Regions from separate parts of the Homo sapiens genome. Here region 1 is linked to region 2. Evidence: read pairs that join two places in POLR2A ChIA-PET (ENCODE). Cell type or tissue: PC-9. All regions are shown on one strand. Links, peaks and the distances in the headings refer to the core of each region. The heading gives the core; the rest is flanking DNA. Region 1 overlaps TANC1 (tetratricopeptide repeat, ankyrin repeat and coiled-coil containing 1). Region 2 overlaps TANC1 (tetratricopeptide repeat, ankyrin repeat and coiled-coil containing 1).

Region 1 (16,200 bases), core at 9,678-13,677, 130 kb before region 2:
GGTTTCTACCTGCTCACTGCTGGCCACTCAGCCTGCCCTACAGGGCGGGGACATGCTGACCTGACCCCTCTGCCTTCTTCGCAGAGAGGAGTGGTCTCCGGAACCCACCCACATCAGGGGCAAAACCCAGGGGTCTGTGAGACCAGGAGGATAGGGTATGGACAAACCCAGCCCCCTCAGTTCTGATCCCCTATCTGCCTCCACTGTTTGGAGGACCCCCATACACATCCTCCTCCATCCAGAGCCCTGTTACCCCTTCCATGTTGGTAACCCCACTTTGTCCCTCCCCTTACAGGGCACAGGGTCACCCCACCCCATCTTGCTCCTTTCAGGATCCTGGGTGGTCCCTCCCACGCACCCTTGAGGGTACTGGCTTACTCCCCATCGTGTTGCTTTGCCGAGGATAGTTCTGACTGACAGCAGTCTGGACTTCCATGCCCACTAATCTTACTGAACCTTCTTAGAACAAACACTTGCAGAGGAAGGAATGCCTTGATAAAAAATTTCCAAAACCAGTACTGGTGAGATGCTCAGGACCTCTGAAAAATCCAGTATCTTCAGTGTACGACAGCAAGTCGCAGTTTTCTCTACAGCATCCTCCATGTGCGTTCCATGTAACACATATTCTCCACATGCCCCAACAAGCCATGGGCAAACGCTTTCCTTCCAATCTCTCACCTGAAATTCTGTCCTGAGATGTGCATGCATCACCTAATGAGGTGGATACTTCCTGAGAAAGGCCACACATCATCAATGACAGGGATGCATCCTGAGAAATGAGTCGTTAGGTGATTGTATCATTGTGCTAATACCACATAGTGGACTTACACAAACTTCGATGGTGTAGCCTACTACATGCCTAGACTATATGGTACAGCCTTTTGCTCCTAAACTGCTAAGCTGTACAGCCTGTTACTGTAGTGGATACTGTAGGCAGCTGTAACACGGTGGTACTTGTGTAACAAAACATAGAAAAAGTAGCAACATAGAAAAAATAAAGACACAGTATTGTATGGGAACACCTTCTCACATGCAGTCCATCGCTGACAGAAACATCATTATGTGGGGGATGGCTGTATATGTGACTGCAAGGCTCAATCCAGTAGGCCTGACATTTATTTTACATTCTTACCAAAGAACAGCCCCTTCTCTCTCCAAAATGCCTAAGGTAAATTCAAATGAAGAACGGGTCATTTTTACACCAACAGTAATTAGGCATCCAGCTCCCTGTGCTCTGGGGCAGCCTTGGATGTGGGAAGCCCACCGTCCACGCCTGGGGCCTCCCTGTGACTGAAGCCAAAAGAGCCACAAAAGGGGAAAGGAAAGCAGTCCCATGGAAACAAGAGGGAAACGAAAATCATCAAAGTGTCAAATACAACAGGACCCAGCTTCGCAGCCCAATTTGGAAACAGGTGTGAGGACCCCACCCCCAAGAGGGGCCTGGAAACACCCACCCCAGCTGCAGGGCACTGCCTGAGGCTCAAGATCCAGAGGGAGCAGGTTCTGTCCAAAATTCCATCCAGAATTAGTGAACAGTAAACTACGGTGAGCACACATGCCAAGTGGAATTGCTTCAATGCGCTACACAAAGGGAGGCCTACGACGCAGCTAAATAGCCCATTCAATTCACAGCGGAGAAAATCTGGCCCATCTGAACAGAGGCAAATAGTAGCTTTGACAATAAAAATTATTTACCTGACTAAACTCCTTTAGAAAGTATTCAACAATTAAAATATTACTGACTTAACATAAAAACACTTCACATGAAGTATTTCAGTCACACTTTTAACCAACTCCGATAGGGCATCCCCTTCCAGAAATTAGGGAAGCGTAGCCCTGGGGAGCCGCCAGCGTCCTGTGCATGAAGCATGGGGCTCTGGGTGTGCTGGCGACCTTCTTTCAAACAGAAGGACCTCTGAGGAGGTGACCACGACAGGGCAGGACGACTGCCAGAGACCAGCATGAGGACACAGCACACCCAGGCTGCAGAGAGGGAGATGTTATGGACACAGATGGGGCTATGCCCACACCATGCTTGGCTATTAGCTGTGTTCCCAAAGATCCAAACCAGCAGCCCACCATGCCTTCAGCACAGGTGCCCCACCGAGGACTTGGCGAGAGGATCTGAGCCATCTTGGAGTCCAACAGAGCATGGTCTGAGCTAGGACACCAAGAAATCAGGACACTGGGTCTTTATGAGTGACCAGGCCCCTTACTGCTCCCCCTCCAACCACAGGTATTTCTCCCAAATTATTCTGCAAGTGAACATCTCCCTCACTAAAAATATGACTTTGTTTCATTTAAATCCACTTGTCCACTTGGTCAATACCTATATGACAAGGACCAGGCTATACCTGCACTGTCCAATTTGGTGGCCACCTGTCACATGTAATTTAGATAAATTAAGATGAGATTTTAAACTATTGTTCCTCAGTTGCACAAGTCACATTTCAAGTACTCAATAGCCACATGTGGCTAGTAGCTACCATGCTGGACAAAACAGACACCACTTCCATTATTACGGAAAGTTCTATTGGGCAGCACTAGAACGGACGGTTGCCATACACAATGGTGTGGACAAGAGACAGGGAAATTTCTGCCTTCACAAAGCCCATGACTGGCTGGGTGTGGTGGCTCATGCCTGTAATCCCAGCACTTTGGGAGGCTGAGTCAGGAGGACTGCTTGAGCCCAGGGGTTTGAGACCAGCCTAGGCAACATGGCGAATCCCCATGTTTTGCATCTCTACAAAAAAATACAAAAATTAGCCAGGTGTGGTGGCTCATGCCTGTAGTCCTAGCTACTCAGGAGCCCAAGGTGGGAGGAGCACCTGAGTGTGGGGAGGCAGATGCTGCAGTGAACTGTGATTGTGCCACTGCACTCCAACATGGGTGACAGAGTGAGACCCTGTCTCAAAAAACAAACCCAAAAAAGCTCACAATTTGGGAAAAGCAGCCTCCTATCAAATAAGCCACATCAAATAAGCCTATCAAGGCTGGGCGTGGTGGCTCACACCTGTAATCCCACCACTCTGGGAGGCCGAGGTGGGTGGATCATGAGGTCAGGAGATGGAGACCATCCTGGCCAATACAGTGAAACCCCATCTCTACTAAAAATACAAAAATTAGCTTGGCGTGGTGGTGCATGCCTGTAATCCCAGCTACTCGGGAGGCTGAGGCAGGAGAAGCCCTTGAACCAGGGAGTTGGAGGTTGCAGTGAGCCAAGATTGCACCACAGCACTCTAGCCTGGTGACACAGTGAGACTCCATCTCAAAAAAAAAAAAAAAAGAAAAGAAAAGCCTATCGAATAAGATGTACTGATGGTAAGTCCTACGAAGGGAACTGGAGAGTGAGCCAAGGGAGTGGAGAGGGTTAAGGCTCTGATACCAGACAGGACCATCTGCCTGAATGGCAAGTGCTGGAGCAGAAGGGCCTCTGTTCTCTTCTATTCAGAGCAAGGTTCTAACCAGAAGCCCACAAGCAGGCTCACACACTTGAGTGTGGCTTGGAACTTGCAAACACAGTCCTTCTGCCAATCCACAGCAGCATGAGGTCACCAGCTAAGCATCTCTGGTCATTTCGGCTTGGGCTGATTCACAGCAAACACTGACATGGAGATAGTAACTCAGTGTAGCCAGAACTTTCTGGGAGGCAGCATGGAGTTGTCACAGCTGTGGAATGCCTGAAACAGATGCCATAAGCATCTGGTGGGTTCTCACCATGTTTCAGGCTGCCGAGAAACTACGGAACAGACACTGACTGAGTCTGTGAATATCACCGAGCCAAGAGCCTTGGCATCCTGAGGGTGGTACTGTTAGATGCAGGCATTCATCATCTGCTCTGAGCTTTCTTCTGATGAATGGATCATACTACTTATTCTCCACTAGGGCCTTTTGTTTGAGGGTGGGGAGGATGCATGGGGAGAGGGAGAGCTTGAGAGCTACTGGAACGACAGAACTGAGTTCTGAATGGCTGGTCCCTAAACATTGGACAGACAAAAACCAAATGGTCCTGGATGCTGGTGAAAACAGAAACTTAAACAAGTTAAGCCCTCTGCTCTCCAAAACCAGTAGAGACAGTCTGCAAGTTTTCTAAAGGCTGTGGGTTGATTGCAATAAACCCCTAAACCCTAAACTAAATACTGTTCCCATTTTTTATGAACGTCTTAAAATTCTATTGTACATTTTCTTGTCTCCTTCAACCTAACACAGGAGCCACCTACTTCTGTGATGACATTCATTGACTCAGGGTCACCAGCAGTCAGATGTGCAGGGCTCTAAGGGTGGAGGGCTGCTGCTGTGCCCAGTGCCACCACACTGACGGCCTGAGTGAGGGGGACCTCCACGGGGCTGCTGTTCCCTGGCTGGTGGCCGTCATTCTTAACCAAGAACCCAATGCTTCCAATCAGCAACAGGCACGACAACCACACTTCTGCCATGTGGAATAGATTCACTGAATTGCAAGGCTCTCCTAGCAGAAAACTGGAGGAAGAATTTGTGCGTGAATTTAAGCTCCTGCGCCACTGGCTCTGGCAATGGCAGAGAAGAGATGGGCAGGTAGCTGTCCTCCTAACGGGGGTATCCCTGCAGGAAAACCACAGGCTGTTCAAAGGCAGGCAGGTGAGTCAAAACAGACGAGGAAGCTCTGCCTTGTCACCTCATCAGCTAGCATTTTAAAGCCAAGCTGTTCACAGCTAAATCTATGCTGGACAGACTTGTGTAAACATACTTAAGGTTTCAAAATAAATAATGAACTGTTATCCACACAAAGCTTCCAGTTTTTCTGCCACCTTCCCATATCCCAGATAAGTATTACTCTTGGGATCCTATCCTTGTGCTGTGGCTAGGGACAGATACAGTCCATCCTAGAGTGTTTTGGACACAAAACACCATTGACTACACCCAGGAATGAGGACCAAACGAGAACAGGATGCAAAACCACTACTTTCCCTTCTGTGGGTCCCTATAGCAACGAGCAACAATGCACACAGCAGTACAGCCACACAGGCTGGGGAATCCCGGGGCCCATGGCTTGAAGTTGAGCCTTGGTGAGAACCAGGACTGTGAGCTGACCCATTCACTCTCAAGGCCTTCAGTTCTCTGTACGATGCCTCATCTGCCTTCATTCCCACATTTAGGGTCGGTAACAGACCCCACGTGGCCAAATCCCAAAACACGGGATGTCACATTCCAGAGCATGCAGTATACATTTGTGTAAGGACCTATATTTGCAGATGTTCTCTCAGCTGAAACCCCCTGCAAGATTTCAGGGTATTCCTCTGACAAATGCAGGCCTGGAAAGTAGGAAGGCTTGGGGCAGTAGACGATAGTGGTTGTCTTTGAAGGGGCACAAGAGAAAGGTACCAGACAGAAAAATGCAGAGAAGGCAAGGTGGATTTTGTTGACATGCAGTCCACAGAAAGCCACTGTGGCTAAGCCTGAAAAACAGCACTTAGCTTGCCTCTTCTTGCTTTAAATTTTAACAAACGTCTCAAGTAAACTCTTGCCTGATGAAATTCACCCTGATGCCTGGTGAGGAAGAGTGTGAACTGCTTCCCAGGTTGCAAAGTGGTCTGAAGGTTACTCATGAGGCTTTGGAAGGGAGGGGCCAAGTTACTGTTTACCTTTTCATTAAGACCCAAGGGACAACTACAAGGAGATGAATTCTGCCAACAGCTGAGAGCTTGGAAGTGGGTCTTTCCCCAGTGGAGTCTCTGACGAGAACACAGCCCCAGCCAATACCCAATTAGGAGCCTGGTAAGATCCTGAAGTAGAGAATCCAGCCAAACTGTGCCAAGAATTCTGATCTAGATAAAGACTGGTGGGAAGTCTGTTGTTTCTCATGTGTGTCTTTAGCCATCAACTGATTGGCAGATTCTCAAGCAGGATGATAATGCAATTCAGGACTGGTCATTGAGAGAAGAGAGCTCAAACAAAGCCTTCAAAGTCAGCCCTTCTCTGGAATTTTCTTCCAAATAAAAAAGTCATCTTGAATATTAAAATGTTAGAAATTCTCACTTGAGCTAAATGTGTGATGTCATGGCTGCTAGACCTGATGTCCATCGTCTTCATGGGTACCTCTCACTGTGTGTCACCCTATGTCAGGCTTTCTAGACAGCTCTGCAGGGAGCTAGGAGTAACCTGAAATGACTTGGGATGCTTGTTAAGAAAATCAAATCCTGGGCTTTCCCCCTAGTGAATCAGAATGTCTAAGCCCAAGTGCCCCAGGAGGCTCTTATCACTAGGCAATGAAAGAACAGGGGTTTGGACCTTTTGGCTGTCAGCAGTCATGCTCTTATCCACTCAGCAACACTGCTGCCCACCACATCATTTGGAATGTGATGGAAACTTTTCTTTCACCAAATTATAGAGCAGCCTATACTGTTTAAAAGGGAAGGGGAAGGACTCCATAAAGAATTAGGCAATATTTCAATCCACATACTTTTACCCGTAGACATAATCCAACTCCGCTGGAATTCTGTACTTTCTCTGCGCCTGGGAGCACACCCAGCTCCTTCTTTGGACCCACAAAGGGGATGGAACAAACAGCTGTGAGGCTCTGAAGGACAGGCCTGCACTCCTGCCAGAAGGTGAAGCTCTGTGGCTTTCCCCTAGGGTGAGCTATCTAATAAGCTCTTCACACCACCATTTGGCTTATTAGGAAATAATTTAGAAGCATTTGGAAACAAATCTGTGCAAGAAAAATGGAAATCATATATACCAGGTACACACACAGAAACATAACCTGGAAATTCATTTTAAATACTCATGCTGACATCTATTTAAAAACAACTTGTAATTTAAAGTCTTAGATTTCTAACACTAATCCAGTCAAGTGGAAAACTGGAAAGCAGCATTACTTTTAGTCTCACAAGTAACCAGCTCAAATCTTCACCAGGATGTGCTCAGCCCAGGCTTCTCACTGTAAAGACCAATGGAAATGACCCGATAGCTTGCATTCGTACGGTAATGTGAGTAAACCCCACGAGGCTGAGTTTTACCCTCATTCTGTACAGGGCAGGGCAGGCCACTGCCTTCTGTGCTGAGCCGCCTTTGATTCGTGTGACGATGGGGACAGAAGTTCATGCCTGGCTCGCCATGCACAGGTCACAGGAAGATCACATTGGTTAGATGTGTGAGATTTGGCAAATCAGAAAACAACACCTTAGTTAGGTACTTCCATCTGACATTCATCAGATGTACCGTAACTGCTAGTCTAATTCAAAATAATCAGTTAATAGGATTGCTTTAAAAAATAAAATCTTACGCTTCCAGCAAAGTTTTGCTACTCATGTAGAAAGTTCAAGGAGCTCTAAACTTCAAATGCTTGTGATAAAATAGAAACAGGACTACATATATCAGTCATTCTTAAGACAATTAGGCCAAAATAGGGCTAAAACATCAAGCAAGCTGCCCCAGACTACAAGCAGTGGCATTATAATTACCTGTTTCTCCCCACAATGTGTCGGTGCCATTGACTTCTACTTCATGTTCCTTCTCCATCCCCAGCAAGCACTGGACCACCTGTCAGAAGTGGCAAGGTGATTTAATGAGTTCTCTTAGCAAGAGGTGCTTATTATAGCCCATGTATCAAAGGAGACAGTGTGTTGTTTTTTAACCATTATCTCACACTGCCCAAGGAGAGAAAAATATAATGAAAACTGTTTTCAAGCATAATTCATATGCTATTCACACTTTCAGTTGGAGAAGAATTAAAAAAAAATCTCAGTGAATTTCAGCAATATGGTTCAGGATTACTAGGTACTCAGAATTCTAATGAATTCCAACATGACCCAAATATGCCAGCCTAATCAACAAAGGACATGGCAGATCACACAAAGTGCAGTTTCTGCATAAATCACAAGATAGTGAATCAGTTTTTCACAAGGAAGGAAAACAAAGCGATATACGTTTTTGCAAATTTTTACAAAGTATTGTTCAAATACATTTTCTGCTGGTAGCATTATTCTTTTTCCCTTATGGGACTCTTCCTGTCAAAGGGCGGGTCAAGTCACAGGTATGGAGGCAGGAAGCCTGGCTTGCAGGGAGACAAGGCATCTGTGCCCTGGACCTGAGCCGGCGTTCACCCTGAGCAACAGCAGCGAGCAACGGGAGAACACGACAAAGCCACCTTCCAGTCTCCTAGCCCACACCCTTTGTGGTAGGCTGAATAATGGCCCCCAAAGATGTCTACATCCCAATCTTCAAAGCCTGTGAATGTGACCTTACAGGGCAAGAAGGAATTGCAGATGTGATTATGAATGTTGAAATGGGGCGATTATCTCAAATTATCAAGGTCTATATCTGATACACACCTGATCTAATCAATCACAACCATCCTCTTAAGAGGGACAGGAGGAGTCCAGGTCAGAGGACAGAGGAAATGAGACGACAGAGGCTAAGGTGAAAGTAAGGCACTTTGGAGATGGAGGAAGGGGCCATGAGCTAAAAAATACAGGTGGCTTCAAGAATTGAGAAAAAGCAAGGAGACAGGTTCTCCCCTAGAGACTTCAGAAGGAAGGCTGACCTCCCAATAGTGTGATTTTAGACTTCTGACCATCAGAATTCTAAGAGTAAGTGTGTGCTGCTTTAAGCCACTAAGGTTGCATCTATTTGTGATAATGGCATTAGGAAACTAACATACCCTCCAAGTCTTATGGTGAACAAACCCTGCTTTTTTCACCCTACTGGCTGTGCTGAGGTGATTTTCGCTCAGCATTTCCTCCCAACCAGCTTTAAAACAAGGGGGTTAGCATGGATTAAGACCAAGGTCATTCCTAGGCATTCATGGTCCTCCCAATGATGACTTTTCACACTTAAAAAAAGGAAAACATCTACATTTTCATATGTGTGTTTAACAGTATCTCTCTGTGTGTGTGTGTGTGTGTGTGTGTTTAATGTTTAAACCAGAAATTAGCCAGCCACTATTTCATGCTTGTGTGTGTGTCCGCTCATGAGTTTTGAATGCCAAAGTCAGCCAGCCAGCTTCCCACTCGAATTTACTAAAGTCATTTTAGAAAAAGAATCTTACCAAATACTGGCACCTCTAATTGCTTGAAGATAATTCAGAGTAAGAAATACACAGGAGGAAGCGAGCAAAACATTATTAAATTCACAGATAAAGAAAGCCAAGACACACAGGTCAGGAGGTGACAATTAAATCTTCAAACTGAGGAATACCAACATCTGTCAGAAATAAATGCTCTATTTAACTACTGCATGGAGTTTTCATTCAGTGGAGGAGCTGTAAATGACAAGCATTCTTGTGTGCTATCAAAGCATTAAAGCTCTATTTTTAAAAATCCTTCAAATACTCAGGAACGATTTTAGAATCAGGATTCTATGTGATTATTTTTAAATGAACACAAGGACAGAAGAAACGAATCAAAGGGGAAAAAATTTAAAACAGCAGGTCTAGAGGGCAGAGCAGGGAAGGAGGAGAGACATGAGGAAGAGCTGAGAGTGAATGTCATCAAAAGGCTTCCCATAGAAAAATAAGCCTGCCTGTCCCCATCACGTGTGCATAGGAGTGTGCACTGTCACTCACGGGAAGGATGTGGTGCCCATAGAAGACCTTCTACTGCAGGTGGTCAACGCCAAATGCTAGTTCTTGGCATCCTCCTTCTTTCGGTCCTTCAGTGTGTCAACTGACTTGCTGGGCTACAGCTTCTTGTTTCCCAGGAGGGAAACCCCTGCCCCACTCACCGAGCTGTGGCCCATGCTGGCCGCCGCGGTCAGCGCCTGCTGCAGGGCGTGGCTCTTCCTCAGGGTGCCTGGCTGGGGAGGACCCGGCGACCACTCACAAGTCAGCAGGTACTGGAGAATGTCACCGTGGCCCCGTAGGGCACTGTGGACAAGCGCACACTGGCCCTTCTTATCCAAGTGGTCCACCTGGGGGCAGGAGTAGGGGAAGGTTACAGCTGAGCATTACTTTGCCTCTGAGCATGCAGATGCACCACCTAGCTGTGTGCAAACCCCACTCCCTGTAAGCGTACATGGGGTTCACATTCCAACTTGTCTTTCTGGAGAACATGGAACCTTAGTCTGGATTACTTCCAGATGGTAATGAATGTACCATTCCAGGCCTCAGGTTCCCTTTGCAAGATTCAGGGTCACAAAACACCCTCCTTACTCCCATGTCCCTGCAGCAAACTACACAAAGCTCCTAACTCTCTTGTGAGCATGTGTGGAGACACAGACCAAAACCTCGGACAAATCCCTGTATTTCCCAACTTTGGTTGCTTGGGTGGGGCATTCTAAGTCTGCTGTGACAAGCTATAATTTGAAGGAGTAGAGCCACTCTCTGGTCACTGAGCCAGGGGATCCGAAGAAAGAGAGGGATGTGGAAAAACAGCTGAGTGTGGAAGGGCAGGAAAGGAGTCCAAGTGGCATCTGATTGGGAAGGAGGTCTCATGTAGGCCGGTGGCCTGGGCATGCTGGCAAGTAAAGGGGGGGCGGCCACAAAGTCAGGGCAGGCCAGCTAGGCAGAAAAAGTGAGTGAGTGCCACACACCTACTCCTCAAGGCCCCAAAGCAGCGGCAGCCCTTCATGCCCTGTCTAAACCCCAGAGTACTGGGCCTGGGAGCAGAGCCCAGGGCCTAGCCTTGCATGCCTGCCAACTCTGGGGACGCCCTGTACCCTCATTCAGAGGCTTTGCCAGAGCCCCCTGACATAGCACTCAGCCTCCTACTCCAGAGCTTTCAGCTGTGATGGGGGGAGGCCTGCTGGCCTCAGAATAAAGTGTAAAGCCCAGCTGCCATCCGTAAATGGAGGTGCGGTGATGTGCAGCAGTAACATACCCACCCCAAAGGCTTAGCCACACATTTCCTTCTCCATGAACTGAAGTTTATGTATGTCCCAAATGTTGGATTTGAGAGAAAAAAATAAATCTCCCACAGCTGTTATAAGCCTAATTTTTTTGAACTTTAAATATCCTAATTAAAAGACAAAAGATAATTAGCAGTTTATCTCTACTGTTATTCAAAAGGCACATTTCCCAAAAAAATGCTTCCAGTAAACCTAGCATTTACTGTGAGCTCGATATCATTCTCATTCACCCTATTAAAGCTGACAGCTCCTGGCCAGACGTGGTGGCTCATACCTATAATCCCAACAGTTTGGGAGGCCAAGGCAGGCAGATCATGTGAGGTCAGGAGTTCAAGACCAGCCTGGCCAACATGGTGAAACCCCATCTGTACTAAAAATACAAAAATTAACCAGGCACAGTGGCATGTGCCTGTAGTCCCAGCTACTTGGAGGCTGAAGCAGGAGAATCACTTAAACCTGGGAGGTGGAGGTTGCAGTGAGCCAAGATCATGCCTCTGCACTCCAGACTGAGTGACAGAGTGAGACTGTCAAAACAGAAAAAAAAGTTGATCGCTCTAGAGTAACTTGTATAGCAATACATACTTACTTCATATATGACTGAATGCTTACTCAACAGCCCTGTGGTAGGGACTGCTGTTATGCCCATTTTACAGATAAGAAGCCTGAAGTCATATATAGGCTCAATAACTTGCCCAATACCCTAGGGCTGGCAAGTGGAAAGATGAAGATTCCAGGCAATCTAGTTCCTGGAGCTCAGGCACATGGCTTCTTCATGAGTTCATGGAACTCATCCTACTGTTTTAAAAGGACATAAAATGGGATAAGAAGAAGAGAGGGGAAAAAAGCAAACATTTAAAATATTTTAAACCAATCTTGGTGCTTTCTAGATCGATACTTGCAGGCTTTTTAAAGGCTGGCCCTCCTCATGCGGCTAGGAGCCAGGGTCTCCCTGGAATTCTGCCTTCCCCTGGACAACATTAAGCAGAGTTGCTGTGTATGAGCAAAACAAACCTCTCTGAGGCTGCCACATTACAAAGTGACCAATCCCTGGAGCCCGACCCTTTCTGTGTATGCTGTGGTTTCAGAGACAAGAGAGTCTGGCCCAGCAAATAACAATTCTAGCAATGAGATGAAGCCATTTCCCTGCCCCAGCCCCAAAAGAGCAGGCTGCCGCTTACTCTCACTCCCTTCTTGGTCAGCAGACACACCAGCTTCATGTGGCCAGCAGCTGCTGCGTAACAGAGGGCAGTCATGCCGTTCTCTGACGTTCCGTCCAGGCAGGCACCAAATTCCAGGAGCAGAGTGACAACTTCCTCGTGGCCAAGGTGAGACTGGACGCACAGGATTGGGGCATTATTTAACACTTCTGTCCTGTAGTTCACGTTGGCCCCTCCCAAAATCAGGAGACGGCTCACCTGTTGGACAAGGCCCCCCAACAAGATTGTCACATGTATGTCATCTAAACATTTCTGGAAATGGGCAGTATCCTCAATTTTCGGTATCATTTTAATCCAGTGGTTCTCAAACTTGAATGTGCACCAGTATCACCTGGGAATATATTAACAATGCACATTCTCATTGGTGGGAATGTAAAATAGTGTAGCTTACTGGGAAACAGTAAGATGGTTCCTCAAAATATTAAAAATAGAACTACTGCCCCAGGCACGTGACTGTAATCCCAGCTACTCAGGAAGCTGAGGTGGGAGGATTGCTTGGGGCCAGGAGTTTGAGGCTGTAGTGCACTATGATCATGCCTGTGAACAGCCTGCTGCACTCTAGCCTGGGCAACACAGCAAGGCCCTGATGTGAAAATTAAAAAAAAAAAAATTTTTAATTAAAAATGTCAGTAGAGGCCAGGTGCGGTGGCTCACGCCTGTAATTCCAGCACTTTGAGAGGCCATGGCGGGTGGATCACGAGGTCAAGAGATCGAGACCATCTGGCCAACATGGTGAAACCCCGTCTCTACTAAAAATACAAAAATTAGCTGGGCGTGGTGGTGTGTGCCTGTATCTCAGCTACTTGGGAGGCTGAGGCAGGAGAATCGCTTGAACCCGGGAGGTGGAGGTTGCAGTGAGCTGAGATTGCACCACTGCACTCCAGCCTGGCGACAGAGTGAGACTCAGTCTCAAAAACAAAAACAAAACAACAAAAAATAACAATAGAACGGCCATGTGATCAGTCATCCCACTTCTGGGTACATATTCAAAAGAATTGAAAGCAGGATCTCAAAGACATATTTGTACCCTCATGTTAATTGCAGCATTATTCACAACAGCCAACAGGTAGATGCAACCTCAGTGTTCATCAGTGGATGGATGAAGAAAATGTGGTACATATACATACAATGGATTATTCCTGCTTAAAAAGGGAGAAAATCCTGCCATATGTGACAACATGGGTAAACCTCGGGGAAGTGAAATAAGTGAAGCAAGCCAGACGCAAAAGAACAAATACTGAGTGAAACTACTTATGAGATATATACAGTAATCAAATTCACAGACAGTAGAATGAAGGTTTCTGGGCCTGGGCACAGGGGAAATGAGAGTTGTTGCTTAAGGGATATAGAGTTTTGATTCTGCAACATGAAAAGTACTGGACATCTATCGCACAACAATGTGAATATTGTTAACACTACTGAATTGCAGACTTAAAAATGGTTAAGATGGTAAATTTCCTTTTATGTGTTTCTTAACCATAATTAAAAATAAAAACTAAACAAATAGCCAGGCAAGGTGGCTCATGCCTGTAATCCCACCACTTTGGGAGGCTGAGGCGGGCGGATCACCTGCAGTTAGGAGTTCGAGACCAGCCTGAAGAACAGGGTGAAAACCCCGTGTCTACTAAAAATACAAAAATTAGCCAGCGTGGTGGCGCACGCCTGTAATCCCAGCCACTCAGGAGACTGATGCAGGAGAATCGCTTGAACGCAGGAGGTGGAGGCTGCAATGAGCCAAGATTACGTCACTGCACTCCAGCCTGGGGGACAGAGCAAGACTCCGTCTCAAAAGCAAAACAAAAACAAAAACAAAAAAAACCTAAACAACTGCAAATTCTTGGGCCCCACCCCCTGATTTCTGATTCATTATATCTGGGTGGTACATTTTTAATAAGTTCCTCGTTGATATTGACACTCTTGGTTTGGGGAACCACACTTTGAAAAATCACTGTTTAACCTCAACAAAACCAGGAAATTCATTTTCCTGGTAATGAAGTAATAATTGTGGCTGGGTGCAGTGGCTCACAACTGTAATCCCAGTATGTTAGGAGGCTGAGGAGGGAGGACTGCTTGAGCCCAGGAGTTTGAGACCAACATGGGCAACATGGCAAGACCCCGTCTCTATAAAAAATGTTTTTAAAAAGAAAAAAATAGTCATGGTGTTAATAGTGAGATAAGGCCAAAAGTAAATACAAATACTTTATAGGGATGTGTTCCTAAAAGAAACAGAAAATATGGAAATGTCCACATGTGCCATGATTGTCCGCAGCATAATACTGCTAGAAAATAATGTGCTGCTTCCACTAATTACTATATCCCCCACTTAGTAATCTCCCTGGATCTAGGTATTGGGAAAAGCTTTTTATCTACAGGTTTTAAAATAAAATTACTGAACATACGCAAATTTTAGGTATAATAATATTTTTTTTTTCAGATCTTCAGATCATTAGATACAAATGATGCTCCTTTAACAGCTATTAAGATGCCCAGTGTGTTTCTTTCAATGGCTTACTTCAATGGTCCTGACCCACATCAATCACTGCCCCTGCCAAAGCCTGGCAGGTCCTCCACCTGCCCACTAAATGTGAAAACCACAGAGACTATCATTTATTGACTAGAGACACATGGGGATCATTAAAAGATACAGAGAGATGACAAGGCATAAAAACTTCATGGTATTTCAGTGATAGATGTCCACAAGAGTAGCTGACAAACAGAATATTTACAAACAAATGGGTCTGGAAAATTATACTACCAAGTAGTGAAACCATAACTCACAATGGCATAGTGACAGGTTAGAACCCCAGGTGTCAAATTTGAAGATGTCTTGGCTGCTGAAGCTTGAACCTCTGTGATACAGGCCTCCAGCTTCCTCTCTGATCTTCTCTGCAGAATCCTTCCCTCACTGCAGCCACCTTGGACCCAACACGTGCTGTGACAATGCCAAGCAGGGCCGGCCTCATGGTCTTTACCCCCTTTTAGTTCCCTGACTGGAATGCTCATTCCATAAATATAATCACTTCCTGCAGGGCTCTGCTCCAGTGCCAGGACATGGGGGAGAGGGTACCCTGTGCACCCAGGCCCTCTCTATCCCTCAGCATGCTCTGTTTTCCTGCTTAGTCCACTGCACCAGACACTGGTTCTACGATACAGAAGTTCACAGAGAAGAAAGGCAAACAGAGCCCCTCCATGGATGGGGATGACCCACACATCAGTTTCTTCACACTGCTGGGACTGCCATCTACATTTAAGGAAGAACAGGCCATGTGCAAGTGACAAGGAGCCAGCCAACCACCTGACCACCACCCCGCTGTCTACACCATCAGAGAGACCACTGTCTAGCCAGATCCAGGTGAACACCAACCCAGCCTCTAGGGTCTCGCTGTCAACTTGTACTTGTGGAGGAATGGATGAGAGATCAGAAAGGGTGTCCAGTCCTAACACTGCTGTTTCATGGGCAACTTCAGGCAAATGACTTAATTAATCCCCACCAAGCCTGCTCTACAGATCTATATAGGCTTGCTTTTTAAAAATGCCACCAGACTCTGATCTAATTCAAAAGCATTTTAAGACTGCATTATGCTACAACATTAATAAAGGTGTGGCTGGGCATGGTGGCTCACGCCTGTAATCCCAACACTTTGGGAGGCCGAGGTGGGTGGATCACCTGAGGTCAGGAGTTTGAGACCAGCCTGGCCAATATGGTGAAACTGAGTCTCTACTAAAAATACAAAAATTAGCTGGTTGCGGTGGCACACGCCTGTAATCCCGGCTACTCGGGAGGCTGAGGCAGGAGAATCACTTGAACCCAGGAGGCGGAGGTTGCAGTGAGCCAAGATCACGCCATTGCACTCCAGCCTGGGCAACAAGAGCAAAACTCCATCTCAAAATAATAATAATAAATAAAAATAAAAATAAAATAATAAAAGTGTTTTAAAAATCCCTTTGAGTAACAGCGTGGACAGAATCAGATTATGCTGAAGAAATAGGATTTTATTAAGGCCAATGAAACCAGTCCTCAGCAAGAGGAGTAGAGAAGATACACATCTGGAAATACACGCAATGCCACCAAGGGGCACACCAGACTCTGCTAGCCACAGGATGGGCAGGATCATTTGTAAATTCCCTGGATAATTTTGCCAGCCAGTTACATTCTGTC
Region 2 (16,200 bases), core at 4,490-8,489:
ATAAAAGACTTAACATAAACAGTTTTTATTTTGGCACATTAAGGAACTATTCCTTAATCAGTCTATATTTTTTCTGTATTTTAATTGAGGCAGTACTGCAATTAAAAGTTCACTGAACTTTGCTGTTCTGCCTCAGCTTGAACCTACTTCCTCACCAATACTGAACAACTAGGAGAATTACAGCGGGCAAAACACTACAGATTGAAGACTGGTGGAAGGCAGAAGGGACAGAAGTAGACAGGGACCAGCCTTCTCTAGAGAGCAAGAGGCCTTGACCACCTAATGCTTCCAGAGTAAGGACAAAATCTCCAGGGTTTAAAGAAAGAACAGAAACACTACCAACTGTGAGCTTTAATTACATCATAGATGTTAGATCAAATTATGTTTCATTTCTTGGAGACCAGTAGAAAAAAAAATATTAGCTGAGCCATTTACTCGCTATGTGGTAGTAACAGCTACCATAATGAGCTGCAATTAGATATCTGTGCTTCCTTAGTTTTTGAAGGGGAGGGAACCTGCCCAATGTCTATGACTGAAGAATCCTCCACAATGCATATGGTGGTGGATAGTAAAGTCCATCTTGTACAAATCTTAGCCAAGAAGTCCAAACACACTCTTCCGGGCTCTCTCATGCAGCTAGATCCGAGGCACGTGAACCAGGTTCGGCCATTTATATGCACCTGCCTCACATTTTCAAATTGTCCTTGATTTTCCTTTAAGCACTTTCTCTTCCAGATGGATTTTTGAATCAATTTTGTAGTGTTTTAAAAAAACACACAGGATTTTTAGAGCCATGAAACTACTCTGTGATACAACAATGGTAGATATGTCATTACACGTTTGTTCAAACCCACAGAATACACAATATCAAGAGTGAACCTGATGTAACCTATGGACTTTGGGTGATAATAATGTGTCAATGTAGGTTCATCAGTTGTAACAAATGCACAACTCTGGTGGAAAATGTTGATAATGGTGGAAGCTATGCGTGTGTGGGGGAAAATCTCTGAACCTTCCTCCCAATTTTGGCTGTGAACCTAAAACCACTCAAAAAAAAAAAAGTCTTCTTTAAAAATTGGGGATTTCATTAGGGATTAAATGGAATGTCTACATAATTATGGAGGAGCTAGATGGTTTAAAATAATGAATCAGGTTATTCAGAAAAACAGTATTTCCTTCTACTTATTCAGGTCTTCCTTTAAGTCCTTCAATAAAGTTTTATTTTCTTTAATGTGAGGCTGCATAGCCAGTCACAGTGGTTCACGCTTGTAATCCCAGCACTTTGGGAGGCCAAAGTGGGTGCATTGTGTAGGCCCAGGAGTTTGAAACCAGCCTGGGCAACATGGCGGAAACCCCATCTCTATTAAAAAAAACAACAACAGCAACAAAACCCCACAAAAATTAGCCAGGCATGGTAGCGTGGTGGCTACTCAGGAGGCTGAGGTGGGAGAATTACTTGAGCCTGAGAGGTCAAGGATGCAGTGAGCCGAGATCACGCCACTGCACTCCAGCCTGGGTGACTCAGCAAAACCCTGTCTCAAAAAAAAAAAAAAAAAAAAAGCTTGCACATATTTCTTCTTAGGTTGATAAAGTTTTTGTTCTATTGTAAAATGGGACTTTTTTTCCTATTCATTTTCCAAACAGTGTTGCTGTACAAAAAGATACTAACTTCCAGTGTGGCTCTTATATCTACTGTAAACTCCTACTAGGTCCAGATTTAATATCACAATACTCTTAATCTTAAGAGTCTAGTAATTATTTAATTTTTAAAACTAAGTAACTGTTTAATAGTAGTAATATGAATGTTTTCTGATAGTAAAGGTCACTTAAAATTAAGAAACGTGGTAAAGGTTGTAGGCCTCTCTGGAGAGCTTCAAAAATAAACACAGTGCCTCGTTTGCTTATTTTAGATCAAGGTCCTAACATAAAGCAGGGAGAGGAAAAAAAATAAGATGCCCTCATCTGGCCTTCTCCCTGTATTATGGTTTAATACTGATTTTTGCTCCCTTAGGCCAAACTCAAGGTCAAGAAAAATATAGTGCTCATTTGCACTGATGGAACAGCAGGAACAAGGTGAATATGCTCTCTAAAAAAACATGGTAAAGTTTTAAAAATTACATTCTCCACCGTGCCTCTATTGCCTTCTGAAAACACTTTTTGCCCAGCTATAAGCATTTCCTAGGTAAAAATGCATAATCACAAAAAAGAGAGGAATTCTGCTATTTTGAGTTTACTCGATGATTTTCAATAGTTTAAGTTTCACTGTACATAATATTGCAAATATCCGCTGGGCGCAGTGGCTCATATTTGTAATCCTAGCACTTTGCGAGGCCGAGGCGAGTGGATCACTTGAGGTCAGGAGTTCAAGACCAGCCTGGCCAACATGGAGAAACCCCCATGTCTACCAAAAATACAAAAATTAGCCAGGCGTGGTGGCACGGGCCTATAATCCCAACTACTCGGGAGGCTGAGGCAGGAGAATTGCTTGAACCCAGGAGGCGGAGGTTGCAGTGAGTGGAGATGGTGCACAACTGCACTCCAGCCTGGGTAACAGAGTCTGTCTGTCTCAAAAGACACAGGCTGTCTCAAAAGAATAAGAACCAACAAACATAATATTGCAAATATCCTTATATACATATAGTTTGAATTCAATACCTGCTAAAGTTTTACCTATAGATATAGGTGATAACTTTTTTTTAGGGATAAATGAGGGAATAACAACTGTTCAACGCTTCTGAAAAATATTTGGTTTCCATTGAAGGATACTAAGTTTATCTCAGTTACTGCATTTTTCCAAATTCTCAAAATAGGTTTAACATAAAAGTGTAGTAAAAGATTGCCTGCAAAAACAACCTATAAAGGACATGAAAAGCTGAACTCAAGTTTTTAGACATGTCTCCTAAATTTCTATGATTATGAGTTCAAGTACATGGGAATGAATTTTCTTATGTCTTTGCAACAAAGATTGGTTTTAATTGGAAACAGTACAGCAAAATTTTTCCATATTGCAGGAGATATTACCTAAGTTTCAGAGCAGTCTTGGTAGACTAGCCAGCTTTAATTTATAGAAAATCTTAGCTATGATTTACTTATATAATGAGGACTGGCATGGACTCAACATATGAGTGGTCAAATTCCAAGTATTTCCCCCAACAATCCTGTGATATAACTTCATCAGGATTTAAAATTCCATCTGCTTTGTTGCTAGCCTAATACAACCAGGTTATAGTTAAGAGCAAAAAGGCACATACCATGCAGATATTTTATGGGAAACGTTCCCATTGGTCTTTCAAGTTGGTTTGTATTAGTGAAAAAGCCAGTGTGGAAATTATTATGAAGAAATGATTCAGAAAAAGCAATAGTTGCTTTTAAAGACCAAAGGGAGAAATAAACCCAAAATCACATGCTCTGAAACTGGAAAAGTTTCAAATGCAAATTATGTTCCTGTCTGGTGTGTCTGAAAGACATGGGTGCTGAAGATTATTAATATATTGCTATTTCTTCTAAGTATGGCACTGGTCAAAGAGGATGGTAGGCCTGTTTTGAAGAACTGTTACCGACTGGTGAGTTTAGGCTTGGGGACCCTGGTCCTGAGAAAAATAACCCACTGGTTGGCAGTTCCACCCCAACAGACAGCTTAGGAGGTAACTTTATGCTGGAAATTACAAAGGCTTCTAAAGAAGCAAATAAAGTTCCCATGATTGGTGACAGATGAGCCAAAACTGAAAAAGTTTTTTGTTGTTATTATTTTTAAACAGCTTTCAGAAAACTAACAAGAAAGACATTTTGGTCTTGACCCAGCAGAGGGTGAATGTCCCCCTGGATGGAAATTCTGTGAACGAAATTTCTCCAGAGTAACAATTCTAATCAATTATTCAAAGCCAGGGGTTGATTTTCTAAGGTTAACTATGGTCTCCTGTTTAGGTCATTAAAAACTGGTTTCTCCTTTTCTTTGGTGTCTGCTCACCCAGGCATTGATGAGAAGCTTTAACAGCAGCCTTGCAATAAAGGCTCTACTTTTAAGGTGAGTTTGTCATTTTGCAGACTTGGTTTAAGGGATAATTAGCAATAAAAATAAATTTTGTCTAGGTTCTATATAACCAAAAACGTTAGAAATCCACTTATTCTCTTATATAAGTATGGAAACAACAGACATTAATATTATCACAAGGCATTGCAAGATCTTTTGAATTAAAGAGTTAACCATAATTTTATGATGCTTTAGTAATAAACATACTTCTTAAAACAGAAATTAAAACTGAAACATTATTTGACATAGTAACTCAGAAAACCAGTCATTCTCCAAGGAGACTGGATTAACATGGGTTTACAGAGTGAAATGTAACATTTCAGGCAAGTCAATTCATGCTAACATATTTTTATTGTGCAATACAGGTAGACAATATATAGTTTTTCTAGCGAGAGAAAAATGGTGTACCAGTGAGTATTCACCAAAATAATCCTAGAATAGGTTAGCACAAGGAATGTAATGCTATTAAAGTCACAGTGACAATATGCACCAGAACTCTACAAACAAGAATGAAATTCAAGCCAAATTAAGTAGTTCTCATTATAATGAAAACAAGCAGTCTGGCATTAAGTGGGGCTCCACCTGTTAGGAGTAAAATTTGATACTCCAAAAGATGAGGACCAGTCAGCCAGCAGTTGGTCAAACACATAAAATGTAATCATGTGGGAAAGGGAATGGGATTTCTAGAAACTAAATTCCTGAACACACCTGCTATCCCTCAATGTCTTTAACTTTGACTCCCTCCAGATCTGAATGACCTATTAAAATTATGAACCTTTAAAGTTTCTGGGAAAGGATTTGGTTATAACCCAAACTCAATTCTCAAAGTCACTTCTTATAATAAAGTTCAAAATTATGTTTCCTGTCCTTTTTCTTTTTTAAGAGACAGGGTCTGGCTCTGTTGCCCAGGCTGGAGTACAGTGGCTTTATCATAGCTCACTGCAGCCTTGAACTCCTGGGCTCAAGAGATCCTCCTGCCAGAGCCTCCCAAGTAGCTAGGATTTACAAGTATGTGCCACCATACCCGGATAATTTTTTAAAATTTTTTTGTAGAGGAAAGTGTCTCTTTATGTTGCCCAGGCTGGTCCTGGAACTCCTAGCCTCAAGCAATCCTCCTGCCTTGGCCTCTCAAAATGCTGGGATTACAGGTGTGGGTCACCATGTCTGGCCTATTTCATTTCTCATAGCCTCCAGCACACTGTTTGTTCTAACCCAGGTAACCCTCTCTGACCCACTCCCAAAGCAACAAATCCATCCGGCCTGGGGTGAGGAGCAGCTTGCTGCCCGCTGTCCATGGCTGAGCTTCTCATTCTTGCACACATACCTGCTTCCTTCTTGCCTCCCTTTCCTCCCTCTCGGCTCTTCTTCAGCACAGCCTTTAACATTTTCAACACTTGTTTCTAAGGAGAAAAGAAACAGAGAGAAGAGGAATTAAACATTGAAAGTTGGAATATAACTTGTGTCTTGACAAAAGAGGTAACTTGTGTTCAAACAAACAGACCGCTTAATATTAAGGTACCCTAAGCCTTACATTAATTTTCTTTGAATAAACTATGGTGGGAAACTAAATGCTGAAGACACAAGGAATGTTCTATAACTTTTAATGAAGTGCTCAGAAGTTCACTGTTGTTAGAAAAGCTAAAAAAAAAAAAAAACAATAGTGCATTCTCAGCATTCCACATCTAATTAAGGTTATGAGGCTAAACCTGGGTACAGTACTGCAAGATATTTGGCACAGTTTCCCAATCCCAGTTCATCAAAAGGCGGCACTAGAACATGAAATCAAAAAGATAATGAAAGAAGCTACATGGTTAAAGGCAATGTTTTACAGGTGTTACTAATTATATAATCACAAGGAAAACATTTTGGAAGGTTATGAAATGAGGCATATCTTATAAACATTTGCAAAATAAATACAGTGGGAACACATTTTAACCCTGATCAGAGAACCCAATTAAACAGCACACACCACAGTGGGTTTTTACAATATATAGGAAGTTATAACTTTGGGGTGGGGAAGGGAAGTAAGTAGAACAGGCCTGTGGCACTACGGCCAGATCCTTTAAAGAAAAGGCTGTATCTTTAAGCAGGGTTGTACTGAGCTTGTAAAAACACAATGGCCCAGGTCTAAGATGAAACATGAAACCATCTCTACAGCAAGAGACAGACAAAAGGACCATTATTTCATCATGAAGCCAGTCTCCTTTAAGCTCTCTCTCCCCACTGCTAACTCAGATGAGATGGCTGAACAACCCCAGATGGTAACCAATCTTAGTGGGTTGTGTTACCATCACACCTTTATTAATGCACTAAGGGAAGTAGAAGGCAAGCAGGTCTCTATTGAACAGGCAAGAAAAGGGGTGGGGAGGGGAGGAATGAGGACGGGGAAGGGAGCAGAGGAAGGGAGGCAAGGAGGGAGAAACTCCTATGTAGGAGGGCTCCCACATCTGCCTAGTTAGCACAAATGCCTCAAATGGCCTCAGTGTAACACACCACACACCACCTCTCAGCCCCCAGAGTAAGCAGAAGTTTTGTGGCACCCGTTGAGAAGGGTAAGGAATCCCAATGTGTTGCCATTCATAGAATCACACAACATAAAAAGGCAGGGTGACCTTTCTTATCATTTGGTCCAAGCCTGTATTTGTTTTCCCAAGCCTTTTGTTTTACTGATGAAGAAACAGAGACCCAGGGAGGCTGGCTTGCCAGGGGTCACGAAGCTAATTAACAGCAGGGCCAGAATCCAAATCTGCAGCAGCCCAGCAGGACCACCTTCCTCCCCTCCACCAGGCCGGTCTCTCCTCACAGATCAATGAAAGCTTTGGGCAACAACAATCAAACAAAACTGAGTGATACTAGAAAGATAGTATCTTAGGCAGAATTTGGAAAAAGCCATACTGAAGGTTATCGGAGTAAAATCATCTTACACACAAGTTTTACATACTGAAGGGGCATGGCTTAGAGCCTAATTCTGTTTTTGAAAATGCTGCTTGAATAAACCCTGGTGAAAAAATTTAGGTTTCACCTAAAGGGCAAACACTAAAGTTGGAAGGCAGCAATAGTTTCCATATGGAACCGATGGAAAACACAAACTTCTCTTAACAAGCACACTTCAGAGAAACAATGAAAAACACTGTAGTATAAAAAAATGGTAGTAAAAGTTAATAATAAATAGATAGGTAAACACAGACATATTCTTCAACCAACCAACTTTGGGGTTTATAATTTAGCAAAAACTACCTAAAAAATAAGAGAAAAATACTGACAGAGCCATGCCACCGAAGCTCATGCAAGGTCCCTTGCACCAAGCCTTGGTGAACTCTTCCAGAGCCGTGTGTTTACCTGGATCATTGACCAAGCTCAGGCCCCACCACATCCATGAGCTGCTCCCGATTAATCACCCAGGTCATCACCAGTTGGCAGTACACCTACCAGGCCACTCAGAATAGGCATCACACGGGGCAAGGACTAGGTGACACTGACTCTGGTATCTCATCCCAGACACCCTGTTTTCCTATTTTGGGGCACTCAGCTATTTTCAGGATAGACATACCTTCCACATCAGTGGTCTTAAGTGAAAGAGGCTATCAAATATCTGCTATAGTATTTCTTCCAGTTCCTGTTTTCCTCCATAAATAGCAACTCGAGGTAAATAGCTTAAATTTTATATTCTTAAAAAAGCTATTCAAACTGCGACCTGGAGCAACTTTAACTGATTATACCTGAGTGCAAAAATAAGGAACCATCCTCCCCTCCCCCAGACTGGAAAGGAAAAAAGTAAGTCTTCCCAGCAAGTTAAATTCTGAAACTAACACAGATCAGAGTGGAGCTATACAAAGTCACCTGGAAGTTTCAATCGTCTCTGGCCTTAAACCCATAACTGGAACTTAACAGTCACCAATGGACATACAGGCTATGCCCACTGAAAGGGGGATGGTCACAAATAGCATTTATAGGAATAGACCCTAGGGGCCAATAATGACAGTACACTCCAGAGAAGACTATCTGGTATCTGCACACTTATAAACACATACCCCTATATCCAATTCTGGAAATGGACACATTGGGCTGTTGGAGCTAGGTGCTGTCACACATTGGCATGATACAACTACTTCTTGTTCTGGTTCTGTTCACACTGAGAGACACCTCGTAATTTGGCTCCTTTCTTAGTCTGCAAATAGTAGGGAGAGAGTGTGCTGGTCCAGTTCACACAACTGTCTGGCTTGCTGACAGACAATTCTGAGAATAAATTAACAAATCGGTACTCCAGCTTTAAACAAAAGCTCTCATGAGCTTTGCTTTCTTTTTTTTTTTTTTTTTTTTTTGAGACGGAGTCTCGCTCTGTCGCCCAGGCCGGACTGCGGACTGCAGTGGTGCAATCTCGGCTCACTGCAAGCTCCGCTTCCCGGGTTCACGCCATTCTCCTGCCTCAGCCTCCTGAGTAGCTGGGACTACAGGCACCCACCACCGCGCCCGGCTAATTTTTTGTATTTTTAGTAGAGACGGGGTTTCACCTTGTTAGCCAGGATGGTCTCGATCTCCTGACCTCATGATCCACCCGCCTCGGCCTCCCAAAGTGCTGGGATTACAGGCGTGAGCCACCGCGCCCGGCCGAGCTTTGCTTTCTTAAAGGGAGTCACTTTGCCCAGTCTCATCCATTTAAGACATGGAGAATATTGAGTTTCTGAGGACCAAAGAGAAGGCAGTGGTAAATTCCTCAATGGAAATGGCACCTTGAAGCCCACCTGTGTAGGCAGCCAGCAGGCTCTCCTCTTCTGCATCATCACACTTCCCTTCCAGTAGCAACTTCAACTACTGTCATTTTTCCCCTAAAAGGGTGAACACTGAGCTGTCATGCACTTGAACCAAATAGAAATGATGCAAACCAGCCTTTCTGACACAGTAATTCAGACTCAGCAGATTAAATGACAAGCCCAACATACTGTATGGTAAGGAAGTACTTATGGATAAGTATCATAGGATAAAACATAAGAAATAATGTTCTTTTTTACTATATGTGTATGTGTGTGGTTTTTGTTTTGTTTTTTGTTTGTTTGTTTTGAGAAGGAGTCTCACTTTATTGCCCAGGCTGGAATGCAGTGGCACAATCTCAGCTCACTGCAACCTCCACCTCCTGGGTTCAAGCAATTTTCTTGCCTCAGCCTCCTGAGTAGCTGTGATTACAGGCACCCACCACCACACCCAGCTAATTTTTGTATTTTTAGTAGAGACGGGGTTTCACCATGTTGGCCAGGCTGGTCTCAAACTCCTGACCTCAGGTGATCTGCCTGCCTTGGCCTCCCAAAGTGCTGGGATTACAGGTGTGAACTACCACGCCCGGCCTACTTTATATTATAGACCAAAGGCACAGGTATAACTCAAATACTGACCAAACAATCCCTCAAGTTCTGCCCCATAAAACCTTAGCCTCTATGACAGCAAGTAGAACAAAGGTACTGTTGAACTCAAATACTTAAGAATAAGTCTTTGAAAATGTGAAGAACGTCAGATGTCATTTCTTTCCATTATATATTTTTGAGGAAGAGAGTGTAGGGGAGAAAAGGTATCTTTTCCTCACCCATGGCAAAGTTCATGGCTGACACCCCTATAACAAAAAGATTAACAAGAGAAAGGCATAACAAATTTATTCAACCAAAGTTTTGCATGACACAAGAGCCTTCAGAAATGAGGATCCAGAGACTTAGGAAACTTGAATTTTTACGCTTAAGTACAATGAAGAATGGACAGCCACGTAGAAGCATGATTGAACAAAAAGGGAATGAGGCCTAATAATTGGGGTGGGGGCCCTTAGCAAGGCCTGCTTGTCCAGATTCTTCTTGTCCTCTGGGTACAGGGCAGGACCTCTCTGGAATGAGAGTCTTATAACTCACTGTCAGGTGAGATAGGTCAGAGAATTCCTTGATGACCATGCTTCAGGGGAGAAAGGCAAGGGGAGGTCAGAGGGACCTCCTTTCTTCTGCAGTTTCTCTTATATGCCAAGGTGCCATATTGGGGGGTATCCTGTCCTGAGCCCCAACAAAAGGAAAGACCAGCCTCTTTGTTACTACAACTAAAAGTTACTACAACTAAAACTGAATAATAGAAGTAAATTTCCTGTAACGTTCATTGAGGAGAAAAGGTGAATAGGTAACATTACTCTGAGAGGGCCAATGGCCTGAAGTCACCTAAATTTCTACTATCATTCAACATGTAAGTTTTCCAAATGTCACATATTCTTCTTTTAAGCCCCCCAGAAGTTAAATAGACTATCAAAAGCTTACTTTTACTTCTGGTATTTCTCCTTCAGCACACCAAGTCTTTGGGGACAGGCACAACCTCTCTACATTATGTATTTGAATTCTGCACAGCATGTTGTGTTGGCATATAAAATATAACAAAAAACACCCTAGACAAAATAGTAAGATGATTCCAAAACAAGACAAAATCTATTTCAGTCTGTAATCACAATGGCAATATCAGAACCATGACCACCTTGTCTGAGATCATAGAAGAGTACTAGCAGTAAAACGTTTCTCTTCTGGAGTGCCATACTGCCTATTTACACAATTTCAAGTCGAATCTGAGAGCTGAGGGCAGGGACTATGTTTATTCTTTAACAGATACAAACAGAAGCCAGAACACAGGCTTCGCACCCACCCTGTTCTCAGTATTTGTTGACAGGCTGCAATGAATACAGATGTAAGATTTCCTCCAAATCAAGCAATTAACAAACATTTATAGCAGTTTATAATTGACAAAGAATATTCCTATATATTCACACTTGCAAGGAATGCAAGAAAATTCAGTTAAATCCATGTGACATCAGACAATGAGATATTAGGGAGGAAAATGCTGCATTTAGCAATATCTCTTCATATCCACATCTGAATTAACCTTAAAACCTCAGTCCAGTTACCCCAAATACCTAAACACACATACTCTGTGCACGCTCTAATGAAGGGGCTTCTCCCATCAAACTATCCACCTGGCCTCAAAGCAAAATTCTCTGAAGATGCTGCTTTTGTCAAAAATAATAAAGCCAGAGTAGCAACATTTACAAGTGAAACACTGTAAACTAAGGTACACTTAATTAAGACATTTTTCTTCTTTGCTTCAAAGAAGCATCAAAAACATCCTCTGTGTTAGAAGCTTGAAAAGTTCTTAAAACGTAGTTAGTCTGACTCACGTAACTAACAGTCATGCCTTCTGTATAACACCTTTAGAACTGTTCTTCATATTAGCAACAAGAAAGTGGTGGTGGTAGCAGGGAGTCTGAAGCAGCCTACAAAATAAATAATACAGACTAAAGCAAATAAGAAAAAACAAAGCGTAAGAGACCAAAAAAAAAAAACAACAACAACAAAAAACCACACACACACACACACACACACACACACACACACACACACAAAGAGGTCTGCTAGATGGTACACTGGCTGTTATCTAGAAACTCATGGAAAACCCTGTACACAGAAATTTCCTGAAAGCAAGAGCCATGTCTCATCACTCCTAGGAGATCCTAGGAGGCTGGGAAAAACCAGCCCTTGATGAGTTTTTGACATTCCAAGATTTCTCTCACACTTTCCCTCACTTTAGTAGAGAAATCCTAGGAATTGACAGAGACCTTGCCAATATGACTGGAAACAACTAACGGAACTTCTCCAGGATCCAGATGCTTCATCCAGAAAAGTGTGTCAGGGTGCGGGGGATGGCTAGAACAACCCGTAAATAATTGTGATAAGTAAAGAATTGGCCTTTGGTTCTTCTTTTTTTTTTATATATTTGGTTTTTTTTAAGAGAGTCTTACTCTGTTGCCCAGGCTGGAATGCAATGGCACCATGACAGTGACAGTTCACTGCAGTCTTGTCTTCTCAGGCTCAGGCTATCTTCCCATCTCAGCCTCCAGAGTAGCTGGGACTACAGGCATGTACCACCAAGCCCAGCTGCTTATTTTTTCATAGAGATGGAGGTCTCATTAGGTTGCCCAGGCTGGTCTCTAAACTCCTGGGCTCAAGTAATTCTCTTACTTCGGCCTCCCAAAGCACAGGGATTATAGGCATGAAGTACAGCACCTAGTCTGGTTTTTCTTAATTTGCATAGCTGGAAAATATGACATTAAACTATAATTTATTCTCTAAGACACATAGATCCAGTCATTCATTCTTTATTCAACAACCCATTCTACAAGCTGAACTCTATTCTACTATTCTATTCTTTATAGTTTTGTCCTAAGCAAAAACACTTCAGATTTAAGTATAAGTTATTAAAAAGCATAGTAAATTTACAGTCACAAGTAATATGAATTTAAAAGAGTTCTGGGCATGAAATTGGAAATCAAATGCTTAAGTTCTGATGCACCAAAATTAAGTGGAAACTATTGTGGTGAAATCACCTTCCACCTATATTTAAAATATTCTGTACATTCATACAGGTTGTTTCAGGAAGAGTTTCTACCAAAACAAACAAACAAACAAACAAACAAAACACCTTACCTTAGCCAGTATTTCAAGTTACTAGAAAATTAGTATTTTGATAAGTACTTGGCAGAAAGAAAATTTCACTTTTGGAGGAGACGATAAAGAAGTTGCTTCCTTCTAAGTACAAGAGCCATCTTCATATACCTGTAAAGGGATTTGTTCAATCCAAATTCTAACACCATTTCTTCCATAAAGCCTTCTCAGGCCACAATGGTCAAAAGATATGTTTTCTCTAATTCTACATCCTGCCTTGTTCTAATATGATGATAGATCAAAATTATGGTGAAAAATGTTGAACTCCACAAATCCCCCATGGCATCTAGCAATGTACCTTACACACAACAAACACTAAAAAAAAAGTCTTTAAATGAGTGGCAGGGTTATTATGGAAGGGAAATCAAAATCAACGGCAATTCTCTTCCAACAAGGAGTTTGGACTAATAATTTAAGAATTCTGGTACCAAGTACTAATTCCCAACTTTATGGTCAAAATAATTTGGTGTATACATGAAGAAGTGCACATTTAACACAGTAAGATCTGTTCAAATAACAGGCTTTCAGAAGCACTGGCTGCAGGTAGGTTTTATTTGGGTATTTCAAATAGGCACACAGAAGGGATAAGTGCAAAGACAGTAGCCAAAAATCTGAAATCAATACACTCTCCTTCAAAAAAAGGAAGGGTTCAGAAAGGGCAGCATTTCCAGCAATAATCATGATGTCTCCCAGGCCAATGGCTACTGTGCAAGGCAGAGCTCAGTCTTGCAGAGAGCTCCTGCTCACTTACAGGCAGGAGTTCCCTGTCTTCATTTCCCTGTCACCTGAGTGCTCCCTAGCTGAGACTTACCTCCCTACCACAGCAGCAAAACACGGCTAACTAGAAGACAAAACTCCAATATTGTCACTAGTACTGTATATCATCCAGGTATTTACATAGATGTTTAGATATATTAGAGAAAGCAAAAGAATTTCATAAGCCCACCCACTTCAAAACACACCACAGAATCACCTCATCTTCGAAGCCTTCTTCATCTTATTTTAATTGTTTATACACCTGCTTCCTTCACCAGGCTTTGGGCCTCTGAATGGTCAGACCCTGCCTTGCTCCCCACCCCAGCAAAGTATTTGTTTTCCAATTTCAACATCAATGAATGGTTGTGGAGAAACATAATTTTAATCTATAATTTTCAAAGGGAATTATTGTACCTAAAAACAGACTGTTATCCTTTAATAACTTTAAGTAAAATTAATATCCTTCTACAGGCTATGAGCAATGGAGAAACTTGCCCTGGCTCTCCTGGACCAGCAAGTGGCAGAAATTGGGTTACAACCTAATTTTCCAATTAAGGAATGAGTGTTGGGTTAGCAATTGCAGGTTTTCATTCGACATACATCTGTACGTTGCTACCCTGTGCCAAACAACAAGGGACACAAAGGCAAGTACAACTGACAGAGGAGGAAGACAACATGTGGACAAACATGAGCAGGAAGCTAAAAACATTCATGCCTCCATTTTGTCTACAAGGTAAAAACAAGGTAAGAGGTGCAGTGAAGGTTCAGGATAGCCCTGTAGATGAGAGGAAGGCAAGTAAGAGATTAAAAGGACAGCTGGCTGGGCATGGTGGCTCACGCCTGTAATCCCAGCACTTTGGGAGGATCGTTTGAGCCCAGGCCTTTGAGACCAGCCTGGGCAACAGAAGGAGATTCTCAGAAAAACCAAAAACAATAAAACGGACAGCTGAACAGCTCTGATCATCCAAACTAGGCTGCAGACCAGGCCATAACACCCGATTATGAAACTGCTCCTATCCTCAAAGGCTCACAAGTAGCATCATCATATCGTGCAACTCATCTATGGTTCTGGGTTAGTGGAATATTTGCGGGCTGGCACACACCATTTGCCTGCTCCTGTAGTTCACGGATATGTCCTATGAGGAGAAATGGTACACATGCCAGGAAACTCCTATGATTGAAGCCAATGGCTGGATGTGATATTCAAGCTAGACCTGGACTTTCCTAATCTGCCCAACTTCATGGACGGGAAGAACAAGGTCACCCAGAGCAATGCCATCTTGTGCTACACTGCTGGCAAGCACATGTGTGGTAAGACTGAAAAGATTCAAGTGGACATTTTAGAGAACCAAGCAACCAGTTTCTGCACACAACTGATACAGTGCTGTTACAACTCTGACCATGAAAAACTGAAACCTGGCCAGGCGCAGTGGCTCACGCCTCTAATCCCAGCACTTTGGGAGGCTTCTCTTTTCTCGTGGATCACAAGTTCAGGGGATCAAGACCATCCTGGCTAATACGGCGAAACCCCGTCTCTACTGAAAATACAAAAAGTTAGCTGGGCGTGGTGGCGGGCGCCTGTAGTCTCAGCTACTCAGGAGGCTGAGGCAGGAGAATAGCTTGAACCCGGGAGGCGGAGGTTGCAGTGAGCCGAGATCGCACCATTGCACTCCAGCCTGGGCGACAGAGCAAGACTCCATCTCAAAAAAAAAAATAAATAAATAAAATAAATAAAAACCAACCCTGAAACCTCAGTACTTGGAACAGCTACCTGAACAACTGAAACAATTCTCCATGTTCCTGGGAGAAATTCTCATGGTTTGCAGGGGAAAGCTCACCTTTGTGGATTTTCCCATCTATGACGTCCTGGATCAAAAGTGCATGTTTGAGCCCAAGTGCCTGGATGAGTTCCCACATCTTAAGGCTTTCATGTGCCGTTGAGGCTTTGGAGAAAATTGCTGCCTACATGCAGTCTGACTGCTTCTTGAAGATGCCTATCAACAACAAGATGGCCCAGTGGGGCAACAAGCTTTTATGCTGAGCTAGAGGCAGACTTGCACTGCTAGTTTTGTTTCATCCGTCCCTAGGGGGCCTCCACTCTTTTTTGTTCTTTTAAATAAACAGCACTTGGGCTAAAATAAATAAATAAATAAATAAATAAGCTATGCTGTGCAATTCCCTTCTCTGACTCTCAGCCCCAAGAACCATCCAGGGATGGTCCAGAGAATGCAGGATCTGATCAATGATCAGGAGTTCACAGTGCAGGGGCCAGTACAGGAGTGCTCAGAGTGGTGTGCTGTGAAATCAAGGCTGGTCAGGAAGGGAATGAAGCCCTGAGAGGTAGGATAGCCAGAGAGAAAAAGTATGGTGTCTCAAAGAGATCAAAGAACAAACACAGTCGGAATAAATGAATGAGGAAGTTGAAAGAGTCTGGTTCTTTTTAAAGAATTTTTAAAATTTGGATGTGGAACAATTCCAGACAATGATAAAGCCCACAGGATTAGTAAAGGCAAATCTGTGATGTGAACCCAGGCCTGACTTGAAAGCTCAGGCACTGAATAGCTGCCTCCAAAGTCCTCAATGAACTGAGGGTAGGGGGAATAGGGAGGTGATCAGGACAGCACAGAATACACGCCTCAAAGAAAGGGAGGCTTTGCATGAGGATGAAAGTGTAGCAGTTATGGATACCAGCATCACCTCAGGGACCCAGTAGCCATGCAGCTAAAAAGCTCCTGGAGAACCACCTAGGGTTTGAGTATGAACCACAGTCTGATCGTGGTCTCCTCCTCTCACATAACTCAGTAGAAGGCGTGGCTAGGGCCATAGAGTCTTTCTTTGTGTAAGGTTTAGGGCAACCGGAAACCCAAGTCCCAATCCTCCTTATGACAGTTAGCTCCACAACAACCA

What was found. Peaks named below come from ENCODE experiments on the same cell type or tissue, not always from the same donor. Only the 100,000 strongest peaks of a DNase experiment are listed, where the experiment ranks them.
Region 1: POLR2A ChIA-PET joins it to region 2 with 7 read pairs; 4 of 35 experiments call an interaction of 5 or more read pairs at or near these places.

Annotation. Positions count from the first base shown.
Region 1 is chr2:159,190,296-159,206,495 of GRCh38, reverse strand. It overlaps TANC1 (tetratricopeptide repeat, ankyrin repeat and coiled-coil containing 1), which reads right to left. Exons shown (of 27, transcript NM_033394.3): 17 at 12,003-12,239; 18 at 9,703-9,888; 19 at 7,443-7,521. Among named protein-coding and RNA genes, the nearest start is that of MIR6888, 12 kb to the right of the region's middle. RefSeq lists enhancers at 4,839-4,888, 10,952-11,121 and a cis regulatory region at 11,036. In PC-9, for the core only: no CTCF peak of the experiment used is centred there; no DNase peak of the experiment used is centred there.
Region 2 is chr2:159,055,126-159,071,325 of GRCh38, reverse strand. TANC1 (tetratricopeptide repeat, ankyrin repeat and coiled-coil containing 1) reads right to left here. Exons shown (of 27, transcript NM_033394.3): 3 at 5,355-5,430. The coding sequence starts at 5,415. It also overlaps the pseudogene GSTM3P2. Among named protein-coding and RNA genes, the nearest start is that of TANC1, 95 kb to the right of the region's middle. RefSeq lists an enhancer at 6,480-7,008. In PC-9, for the core only: no CTCF peak of the experiment used is centred there; DNase peaks (open chromatin) are centred at 5,795 and 6,105; H3K27ac peaks cover 1,891 bases.